Linked DNA regions of Homo sapiens: region 1 is linked to region 2. A link is a contact called in ENCODE Hi-C data. All regions are on one chromosome and are shown on one strand. Each heading gives the region's core, a stretch centred on a gene start or an enhancer-like site at or near the end of the contact. The rest is flanking DNA. Distances are from core to core; before and after follow the strand shown.

What was found. Hi-C counts contacts between places; a loop is a spot of excess contacts on that map. Pooled maps may share reads with other maps.
Region 1: a map of Right ventricle myocardium inferior shows a loop between it and region 2 (2.6-fold over the local background). The contact joins the enhancer-like site here to the promoter of LINC02048 in region 2. A Hi-C loop is called at or near these places in 2 of 168 maps with a recorded cell type or tissue (Right ventricle myocardium inferior and endothelial cell of umbilical vein) and 4 of 50 pooled maps.

The regions. Positions count from the first base shown.
Region 1 is chr3:193,860,328-193,865,335 of GRCh38, reverse strand. No RefSeq gene overlaps it. Among named protein-coding and RNA genes, the nearest start is that of LINC02038, 19 kb to the right of the region's middle. Within about 2 kb of position 1,280, at least 4 of the 41 ENCODE cell types and tissues checked have a DNase peak (open chromatin) inside an H3K27ac peak, as active enhancers do.
Region 2 is chr3:194,273,963-194,278,948 of GRCh38, reverse strand. LINC02048 (long intergenic non-protein coding RNA 2048) reads right to left here and starts at 2,229. Exons shown (of 3, transcript NR_183751.1): 1 at 2,129-2,229; 2 at 1,792-2,029; 3 at 790-1,463. RefSeq lists an enhancer at 1,101-2,300.

The sequences.
Region 1 (5,008 bases), core at 31-2,530, 410 kb after region 2:
ACTTTATTATTTTTGTAGAGATGAGGTCTTGCCATGTTGCCTAGGCTGGTCTGGAACTCCTGGGCTCAAGAGATCCACTCACCTTGGCCTCCCAAAGTGCTAGGATTACAGGCGTGAGCCACTGCAGATATTTTTATTTTTTATTTTCATTTATTTCAATAGTTTTTGGGGAGCACGTGGTTATTTGATTACATGGATAAGTTCTTTAGTGGTGATTACCGAGATTTTGGTGCACCCATCACCCAAGCAGTGTACACTGTACCCAATGAGTAGTCTTTTATCCCTCGTCCTCCTTCCCCGCTCCCCTCACGTCCCCAAAGTACATTGTATCTTATGCCTTTGCATCCTCATGAGATTACTTTTCTATCTTTAACAACTTAAGAGTTCTTTCCAGAAGAGTCCTCTTACTACGAGGAAGAGTGTTAGAGCACAGGGAACTGGGCCTAGAGAGTCTGCAGCAAATTGTCTCAAATAGCAGCTTAAAAAGGTAAGGAACAGAAAAGAAACACTCTCTATCTATGTGCTGGCCTCAGGCACAGTGCTTCTAGATGGTAGAACATCTGTGAAGTAGAAATTACAATCACTTTTCAGGTGAGAAAACAGGAGCTGTAGGGAGGAGTCGGACAGGTCCCCAGGCCCAGCAACTATACCAGGTGAGGCAGGAATGTGGCCTCGTGTTGACCAGATTCCACAGCCACGGGCTTCCATCCCTCTTCTCTGCTTGCTTTAAGACTAACCACCCTGGCTTCAAGTAAGTATCACTCACAAAGGAATTTCAAAAAGACATGCACATAAATTAATGGCTGATGGCTGTAGGTGGTCGTATGGGAGGAACCGATTATAACATTGTATGAACTTAGCAAAGCTCTAAACCATAGCACAGACATTTGGCAAAATGGTTACTCTTTTTCAATCATCCAAGGACTCAGTTTATAATAAGCCTTGAGCGAGTCCCTAAATTCCAAAGCCCTTAGCATCTTCCAGGACCCTCTTGAGACCACACAGTGCTTCCAGCTTCCGGAAACAGCAGATGCTATTGCTTCCATGAGCAATGTCAGCATTTAATACACAAGGGGGAACAGAGAAAGAAACCTATATGGATGGGGAGCAGGGAGGAGGGGCAGCACTGGATCCTCTCCTGGGCCCTGTCCAGCTCGACATTCCTGAACAGAGCGTGCTGTTCCCTCTCCTGATGTTGGCAGCTTAGAATGCAGGAGCCTTAGATGGGTGGCCTGGAAGGGAGGCCAGCAGGGAGAGGTGACCTGGAAGTGAGGAAGCTCAGGAGGGACTGATGGTAATTGGAGGGGCAGGCAGAGAGAGGCAGATGAAGAAACAGCCGAGGCCTGTGTGAAGGCTGGACCCAACCTGCGTCCAAGCAGAAAGTCCAGAGAACTTAGCACAGCTTCCAAAGCTTCAGAGTACATCAGAACTACTTGGGAAGTGCGTCAAACTCTGGTTCCTAGGGAAATCCTCAGAGATCCTGCATCTGCGATGAGGCCCAGAAGTGGTTTTTGTGACCAGTTCCAAGGCGACTTCATACAGGCAGTCCTTGGGGACACTGGTGACAGGATTTCCCTCTCTGGACCTTGGTGTCCTGCTCTGTAAATAAAGGGGTTTGTCAAAGACGGTTTCTGCTTTCTCTGTCAGCTCCAACATACAGCTTCTCAAAAGCTTCCAAAAATCCCCTTACCCAAGCTTGCAGCCCTCATCACCTGTCTCAAGATAATGGTTTCCTATTCTTTTTAATGTATAAGGCAGACAGGTGGTCATGTACCTGCTCAGCTCTTGAAAAGGACCTACATGATAGACTCTAGCAACTCCACCTCGTCTGCCCATTTTGGGGGAGAGTAAAGCCACGTCGTGTGCGTTCACATAGGCATCCAAATGGGACAGACTTCCTCTCTCTGGAGGCCGTGGCTCCAGGTCAAAACAAAACCACTTCCAGGTCTCAGGTCACAGGATCCTGCAGAATGATTTATTTAAGGAAGAAAGCTTCAAGGGCTCCAGAGAAATTAAATGTGTATATTTCCCCAGCAATTATGCACGTCCTTTCCCTTGAAAAATAGTTCCCATGCCCTGCCTGGAAGAAAAGCCAGATTCTCCATGATGCTGTGTTCCACAGGCTTCTAGAGGTGGGGGGGCTGTGATTTTCTAACAGGAGAAGCCACATGAAAGTCTTCAGCAGCTTTGCGCTGTTTCTGCTGCAGCACCTCTCAGGGCAGACTGGAGAATCAGGGAGTCTTGTCTGGAAAAACGAGACAGGCTGGGCCTGACACATTGATTTCTGGTTCAAGTTTCCCAGTGAAATGTGAAGGAGGAATTTTCCACTTCTTGTCCTGATTCACCTTGGCGAACCAGTCTTTGGAGTCCCAGACTGAGGCAGGGAAAATCTGTTTCAGGTGGATTTTCCAGCCAGACTTATACCCAAAGTGAGTGGTCCTCTATGCTGTTCCCAGTATCAGCTGTCTCCCGTTGGCCAGGAAACAACTCTGTCCCCCTGACTTCTGCTTTAGCCATCTTTCTCCAGGAGGAACCAGGCCAGAATGTTAGGACAAAAGAATATCATAGTGACATGTAAATCCTCACCCTTGGACAGAAACTTAACTGGGTGATACAGATTCATTTAATATGAACTGAATAGCTCATGCTGTTTTATGACAGACTTTGGGATCAAAATGTAGCTAAGACACAGCCCTTACCCTCAAGAGTTTAGACTAGTGGGAGGGCAGTTGGGCAAATATCAGCCTGAGCAGACTCGTATAAAAGCGACAAGAGATACAGCAAGATTGAGGAGAGAGGTTTAGGCTGGATGGCTTCAGAGAATGCTCCCCAGAAAAGGTGGTATTTGCACTGGTCTTGAAGGATAAATAGAATTAGAGAGAGGAAGGAGAGGACAGGAGGAACGGCCAGCAGAGGAACTTCTAACTGTAGTTAGAACGTCCTTGGTACATGAGGGTATGGTACATAGTCTGGGATTGTTAGCAGGTAGATATGCAAAGAGGTGAGTAGGAGATGAAACTTGAAGAAAAGGCAAAGGCCAGGCCATGAAGCGCTTTGGTCGTGGTGAGGGTCAGGACTAGACCAGGCAGACAGTAGGGAACCATCAAAGGATTTATGGCTGGGGAGAGAGGAGTTGGATATAGAGAGAACGTGCAATAAACCAGGTGAGGGATGGAGTTGGCCAATGTTAAGCCGGGGAAATGAAAATAAAGGACAGAATCGAGAGACATCTTGGAAGAGAAAAAAATGATATTTTTGACCATGGGGAGAAGGAGAATTTAAACATTTTCCCCAACATGTGCTGATATCTAATTTAGACAATAGTGGGGGAGGTAGGATGGTTGGGTGGTTACTCATGCAGGCTCCAGAGCCAGAGGGCCTCTGTTTGTTTCCTAGATGGTGACAGTAGTTCCTTAACTACCCTGTGCCTCCATTTTCTCCTCCATAAAGGGGAATGAACAAATTGCAGGGTGAAACTGTTAGCTATCACTGTATTCAGAGGACTAGCATTTTTTGGTATCAGTTATTCCAGAGGTTCTCAAGGGTCTGGGACTTGGAATTGAAACAGGGTACACTGTGAAGAGGGGGCCCCTGGTGCATCACTTTACTCGGGAGAACAGGGTTCATGCTGCCCATTTAGACTCTCTATCAGGCAACATATTCTGATAAGTGATAAAATCTTCTTTGAAAAAAAAATGCCTCTTTTGAAAGTGAAGATGTCTAAAAAGATGTTTCTTGGACAGCATATAGAAATTTCACGGGGGAAATCACTGCCCGCGTGGCACTTGAGAATTTAAGATTTCTTGAAAGAACTTTGCAAAGTATCCTTTGCACTCTCACTGTGAACTTATAAGTGCTGTGATCTGTGGTGGTTTCAAAAATTATTATTATTTTCAAATACAGAATACATACAGAAATGTTTATAAAACATAAATTACAGCAAAACAAACTGTTATAAAACAAACACCTGCACAGCCACCACCCAGGACAAGTAACAAGGCATTGGCAGCATTTCACTCCCCTTCCTGTCATAGCCCTTCCCACCAAAAATAACTTTTATCTTGACTTTTATGGCAACCACCTCTCTACTGTTCTCTCCTCCCACCAGCTAAGTATGCACTGCTGGTCTCTAAACAACACAGTGTGATTCTGATTGTCTTTGATCTCCATATGATGTTTTACCATGCAAAACATCATCATAAATTCCTGAATGGTGTTACAGAAGCAGACGCATACTGGTTGGGCTGCTGGTGCCAAGAGGTGGAAGTGGAAGGAGATAAAATGGCATTTCAGAAAAGTCCTTAAGATGGAAAGGGAGGCGGAGATGGAGATGGAATCGTATGCATGTACTCTTTTGGGTCTGGCTTCCCTCTCTCAAAATTAGGGGCCACACCATCCCTGCTTGTGTGAGACTGCCGTTGGCATATTTTCACCACCACAACGTAAGAACACACCACCATTTACTTATCCATTTGACTTTCAAAGGGCATCTGTGTTGTTCCTAGTTTGGGACTATTTTGAATGGTGCTGCTGGGAACATTCCTATCCATGCTGCACACATTTCTGTTAGGATTTTCCCGGAAGTGGAATAACTAGGTTATAAGAGGTTGGCATATCTCCATCCTTAGCAGAAACCATTAAGCAGTCTTCCACGATGGTTATGCCAGTCCCTACTCCCACCAGTAGGGCCCTAAAATTCCTACCTTTCTCTATACTCACCAAAACCTGGTATCACTGAACTTTTTGTTATGGTTTATCACTAAAGGAGGCTTGAGGGGCATCCTAGACATATAATCAGATGTTGGTGTGCTATTGGATCCATTTCAGATCTGAAGTGCTATAATATTTGTAAATAAGTACAATGAATTGCTTTTTCAGAGGAAGGCCCATAATGAAGCTTTACCATGCAAAACATCATCATAAATTCCTGAATGGTGTTACAGAAGCAGACGCATACTGGTTGGGCTGCTGGTGCCAAGAGGTGGAAGTGGAAGGAGATAAAATGGCA
Region 2 (4,986 bases), core at 980-3,479:
GACCAGCCCGACCAACATGGCAAAACCCCTCCCCTACTAAAAATATAAAAATTAGCTGGGCGTGGTAGTGCACACCTGTATTCCCAGCTATTCTGGAGGCTGAGGCAGGAGAGTCGCTTGAACCTGGGAGACAGAGGTGGCAGTGAGCAGAGATCGTGCCACTGCACTTCAGCCTGGGTGACAGAATCAGACTCTGTCTTAAAAAAAAAAAAAAAAGAAAAGGAGGTAATGTTTGCAGACTGCCTGAATGCACAGTAGCTACTCAAGAAGTAGTGTAGCCCCAGGCATTCCGCTTCCCTGTTGGCGGGGACAAGGGGATCCATTTTTGTCCCTGTGGGGCCTAAGAAGGAGTTCATTCCCTAGTGTTCCTCAACTCTAGTTACATCCATGTGCCACCGATTTCCCCTTCTCTGAGGTTGCCCAGGGGATAAAGGGGGATTGGCTGTGGGAGGATGGCCTTTCTTCCCTGCTGTGCTGCTGGGGCCAAGAGGGGCCATATAGAAACTTGCTCAAGGTCTTCTTTGGCAGAATCTAGGTCCCTGGGTCCTCATCCTGCCAGCGGTGTGACCTGGGAAGCTTCTTCTCCTCTCTGAGCCTCAGAGTCCCCCTGAGATTTCACAGGATAACGATCTGCCTTGTCTGCAGCTTGGGGCTGTTGCAAAGACCCAGGAAAGCATTTTACACACAGCAGAGTCCTGTGCAAACGCCGGGAGTCATCACAATTTTCTTGTAAGCACCATTATTTTCTTAAAGAAACTTCAAGAAGTAAAAGAGCCTTATACTATATCTTGCAAAACAAATTTTTTAGCAGCAGAAAAAAAAATGGAGGAGAGGTTAAAAAGAAAAAAAAAGATTTGAGCCAACAGCTTCGGCTCCCTTGTCAGCCAACTAGAGGAAAGAAGTGAGTAACAGAGGTTTGTTTCCAAGGGAGCCTGTCTGAGCCAAGAAGAGCTGTTGCCAACCCAGCCGGGGCCTGAGGTCAAGGCCTCATGGGGGGCCGGCTGCCTGTTCACCCTTCCAGACCTCATTTCTCCTACTGCATGTTAGACCAGGGTGCTGGAGTCAGGGTGCCAGAGGGCCTCGGGGCCTGGCTTCTCCAGGCTGGATCTGCTTCTCTTCCTCCTCCACGGAAGAGTCTCGAGGGAGGGTAGGAAGGAGAAAATCCAAACCCCTTGCTGGGTGTATGTTTCTGAGGCTTAACCAGAATCTGTCCCGTGACTGCCCAGCTGTAAATCAGGGCCAGAGGGATGGTGGTGGGGACAGGGAGGAGACTGGGGAGTGTCTGGGGAAGGGCTGGGAGCCTTTGGGGAGGACCTGGGAGGTTAGGATGACGGCAGGAGAGGCCCCTTCTCTTGCTTTCTCTGCCTGCCTCCGAGCTGGCTCACCGACCGGGTGACTTCTGTCCCCTTTCCTTGTTTCTTGCCTTTCACAGCTGCCTCCCAGCTCAGGTTCCACAGCTGTCCCTGAAACACAGGCACAGCCCTTGGCACAGCCTCCCTTCCCCTCTTCCCCTCCTTGCCCTCCCCAGTGGGCCATCCAGGCCTGGGCTGGCTCTCGGGAGGCCCGCGCTCCCCGGGCTGCCTGTGGGTGATGCAGGGAGCACTGCTCTGCCTGGCTTGGGCTTCTGTGCCTTCCTCATGTTGCAGGGTGGGTGGGGACTGTGGCAGTGGGCATGCTGCCGAGTTGGGAAGTCCTGAAAACTTCCCAAAGCCCAGTTAGAAAGGAACGAGGGGGCGGACTTGGCCAGAACCCTTGCCGGGCAGCCGCCATCAGCAGCCACTGAAACCTTACCTGGCCCAGCCTGCGGCGCTGACTGATGAATGGGAGGCCAGCCAGGAAGGGGCTTCCTCCTGCCAGATGCTCCATGAGCACCGGCCAGGGGCTTTGACTGACGTGTCATTCCTTTTCACCAAGTGTTAAAAGATGAAGGAAGCTGGTGGAAAGACCTGGCTCCAAGACAGGAGGGCAGATGGCAGGCTGGGCACGTGTTTCTTCCCTGGCCTGGTGTGGTCACACCGTTCACCTATGCCTGGAGAGAAAAGGTCAGAGTCAGCCCTAGAGTCAGCCCTTCCAACCCCCTTATTTTACAGACTGGGAAACTGAGGCCTGGCAAGGGGAAGGGACTCACCCAGTGACTTCATGGCTCTCAGCCCTGTGCCATTTCTCTCACCCTCTGCTGTCTGTCACTGAACCAAGAACCAAGCAAGCCCAGACTGCCCAATGGATCAATGGATCAAAGGTTTGAAAATTAGCTGATTGGAGCCAGGGGCTGCATTTCTCAAAGAAAAAAGATATTTCATGATCATGCCAAAGGACCCTGGGGCCTGGCTTCTCCACTTCCCCGTTCCCAAGGGTCTCCTCCTTTCCCTCCCCTCCCTCCCTTTTTTTTTCTTTTCTTTTCTCTTCTCTTCTTTTCTTTTTGAGACAGAGTCTCACTCTGTCACCCAGGCTGGAGTGCAATGGCAGGATCTCGGCTCACTGCAACCTCTGCCTCCCAGGTTCAAGGAATTCTCCTGCCTCAGACTCCAGAGTAGCTGGGATCACAGGCACCCAACACCACACCCAGCTATTTTTTTTTTTTTGTATTTTTAGTAGAGATGGGGTTTCACCATGTTGGCCAGGCTGGTCTCTATCTCCCGACCTCAAGTGGTCTGCCCACCTCAGCCTCTCAAAGTGCTGGGATTACAGGCGTGAGCCACCACGCCCAGCCAGACCATTCCTTTCTAAGGCACGAGTCAGGATGGGCATTTATTGGAAAGGATTTTCTTATTCCAGTTAATTTCCAGATGCTGAAATTTCAGGTAAAATAATAAGGGGCAAGTTCTGGGCTATGAGTGAGTGAATGAGTGTGTGTGTGTGGGGTCACACGTGTGTGTGCTCAGACTCATTCAGGGTGGGAATCTTTTGGGTCACAAAGGGGCCTCATGGGCCTCTGCTTTCAGGATGAGCTGGTTGTTCCGGCTTCTCAGCCTCCTCCTCTCCCTGTAGCCGAGTGAACGTATTCTCCAGGACCTCTGTTTTCCTGGCAGCATCTCCAGTGGGGAGCGGAAAGAGGAGGGGAGTCGGGAAGACCTGGGGAGGGGTCTGAGAGGGCATTTGAAACAGGGGCTTCATGTGGTGGAAGGGGGAAGCGGAAAGACCATGGTGTTACTATTATTGTAGTTGCCAATGACACCCCACCCCCACCCTACCCCCACCCCACCCCCACCCCCACACTACCCCCACGCTATCCCCACCCCACCCCTGCCACTCTGCTGTGGCCCTTGTCATTTATCACTTATTCTGCAACAGCCTCTAGACTGGGGTCCGCACCGACAGCCTTCCCCCTTCAGCCCCAGGGTCCCTGGACTCCCCTTGCTGGCGTGATCTTGGGCCTAACAGATATTTTAGCCTTGTCTTTCACCGCCCCCTTGGCTTTTTGTTGCGATTGAACACTAACCATTCTGCAAACCTTCTCCTGGCCTCCTGGCCTCGGTGTTTCCCTTGCCAGCCTCTGCAGCCTTGGCTTGGCTCATGCTGTCCACTTCCTCCCTCCTCTCCAGCCACACAAATCTCCTTTCAGTCCTTGGACCAAGCAAGCTCATTCCCACCTCTGCCCCGCACAGTGGAAGATGTAATAGGAGTCTGGCGTTTCTCTGCCTGATGCCCCTTCCCACTAATGACCAACCCCCCTCGTCCTGCCTAGCTCCCACCTCTCCGTGCAGCTGAACTTCCCGTCTGCTCCCTTAGCTCCCTGCCACTCTCTCCTTTCATCTGCATGTCTCCCTTCACAGAATGTAAAACTGAAGTTTGAAATTGTCAGTAATTTCTCCTTCTTCACATGACAATGAACTCCTTGAGGGCAAGGCGAATCCTCATTCACTGTAGGCCTACCAGTATTTGGCCTTTAGCAAGCACTTAATAAAACATCTCTTGAGTAAAAATGATCTCTTTCTTACTGGCCTGAGAGTCCCTAAGAGGCAAGACCCACCTCTGCATCACCAGGCTATCCCCCACAGTACCCATCTCATAGGCTGTCCATAAATGCTTAGTAAATTGAATTTCAGTGATGCCACAGCTGGGGAGAGTCATCAACAGTGTCTTCTATTGCTAAACACCTCCCTGCTTGCAAAAAACTTCCAGGCTGTCTTGGGTAGCAACCATTCTTGGTTTTCAAAGGTGAAAAGCAATTTGCCACAAGCAGAGAATGACAAATACTCAGGATGGAAGAAGAAGGGAGGGAAGCAATTATGGGAGGCGGGAGGGAGGGGAGAGCAGGCTGTGAACCCTCTCTCTTGAGTGAGAAGGAAAACAAAGAAAGGTTCTTCTCAGAAAATCCCATTGGCTCTTTAAGGGACCAGGAAACCACTTTTGTCCTCTTTTCCCTGTGAAGTCTCAGGATCTGTGAGCACAAAGCCTGGAGGTGCCGGCAGGGACCTTGTGAGTCACCAGAGGGAGAACCTCGCATGGTTCAAAATGTAAGGTTTAAAAATATCTCCACCAATATTCATAATCCCCATGCACTCTGGGCCGCTGGCAATTCAACATGAAATTCTCTTTTGGTCATTCAACTATATTCTATTTGTTGAGCTCCTATTGGTGCCTGCTTTCCTGGTACTTAAATTTTCAGGTAAGGAGACAGATGAAACACACACAGAAACAAACAAGAAGACATCAGAGAGTGCTCTAAAGAAAATTAGCTTGAGGCAGTGATGCAGAGAGAGCTCAGTCAGGAAAGGCCTCCTGGAGGAGGCAACATCTGAGCGGAGGTGGAGATGCTCCGAGGAGCTGGCTGCAGAGACATGAAGAGCATCCCAGGCAGAGGGCACAGCACTGGCTCCAAGGTCTGAAGAGGGAGGAGAGAGAGAACCACGTCAGGTGGGTCCCAGAAGCAGCAGGTATCAGATTGGGCTTACCTCCTCCAACCTGTCATTCAGGTGGCATGGAGCTTGGTGAAAGTGAATGGGGACTCTGGAGACGTGGCTCTAGATCTAGTTCTGCCACTGA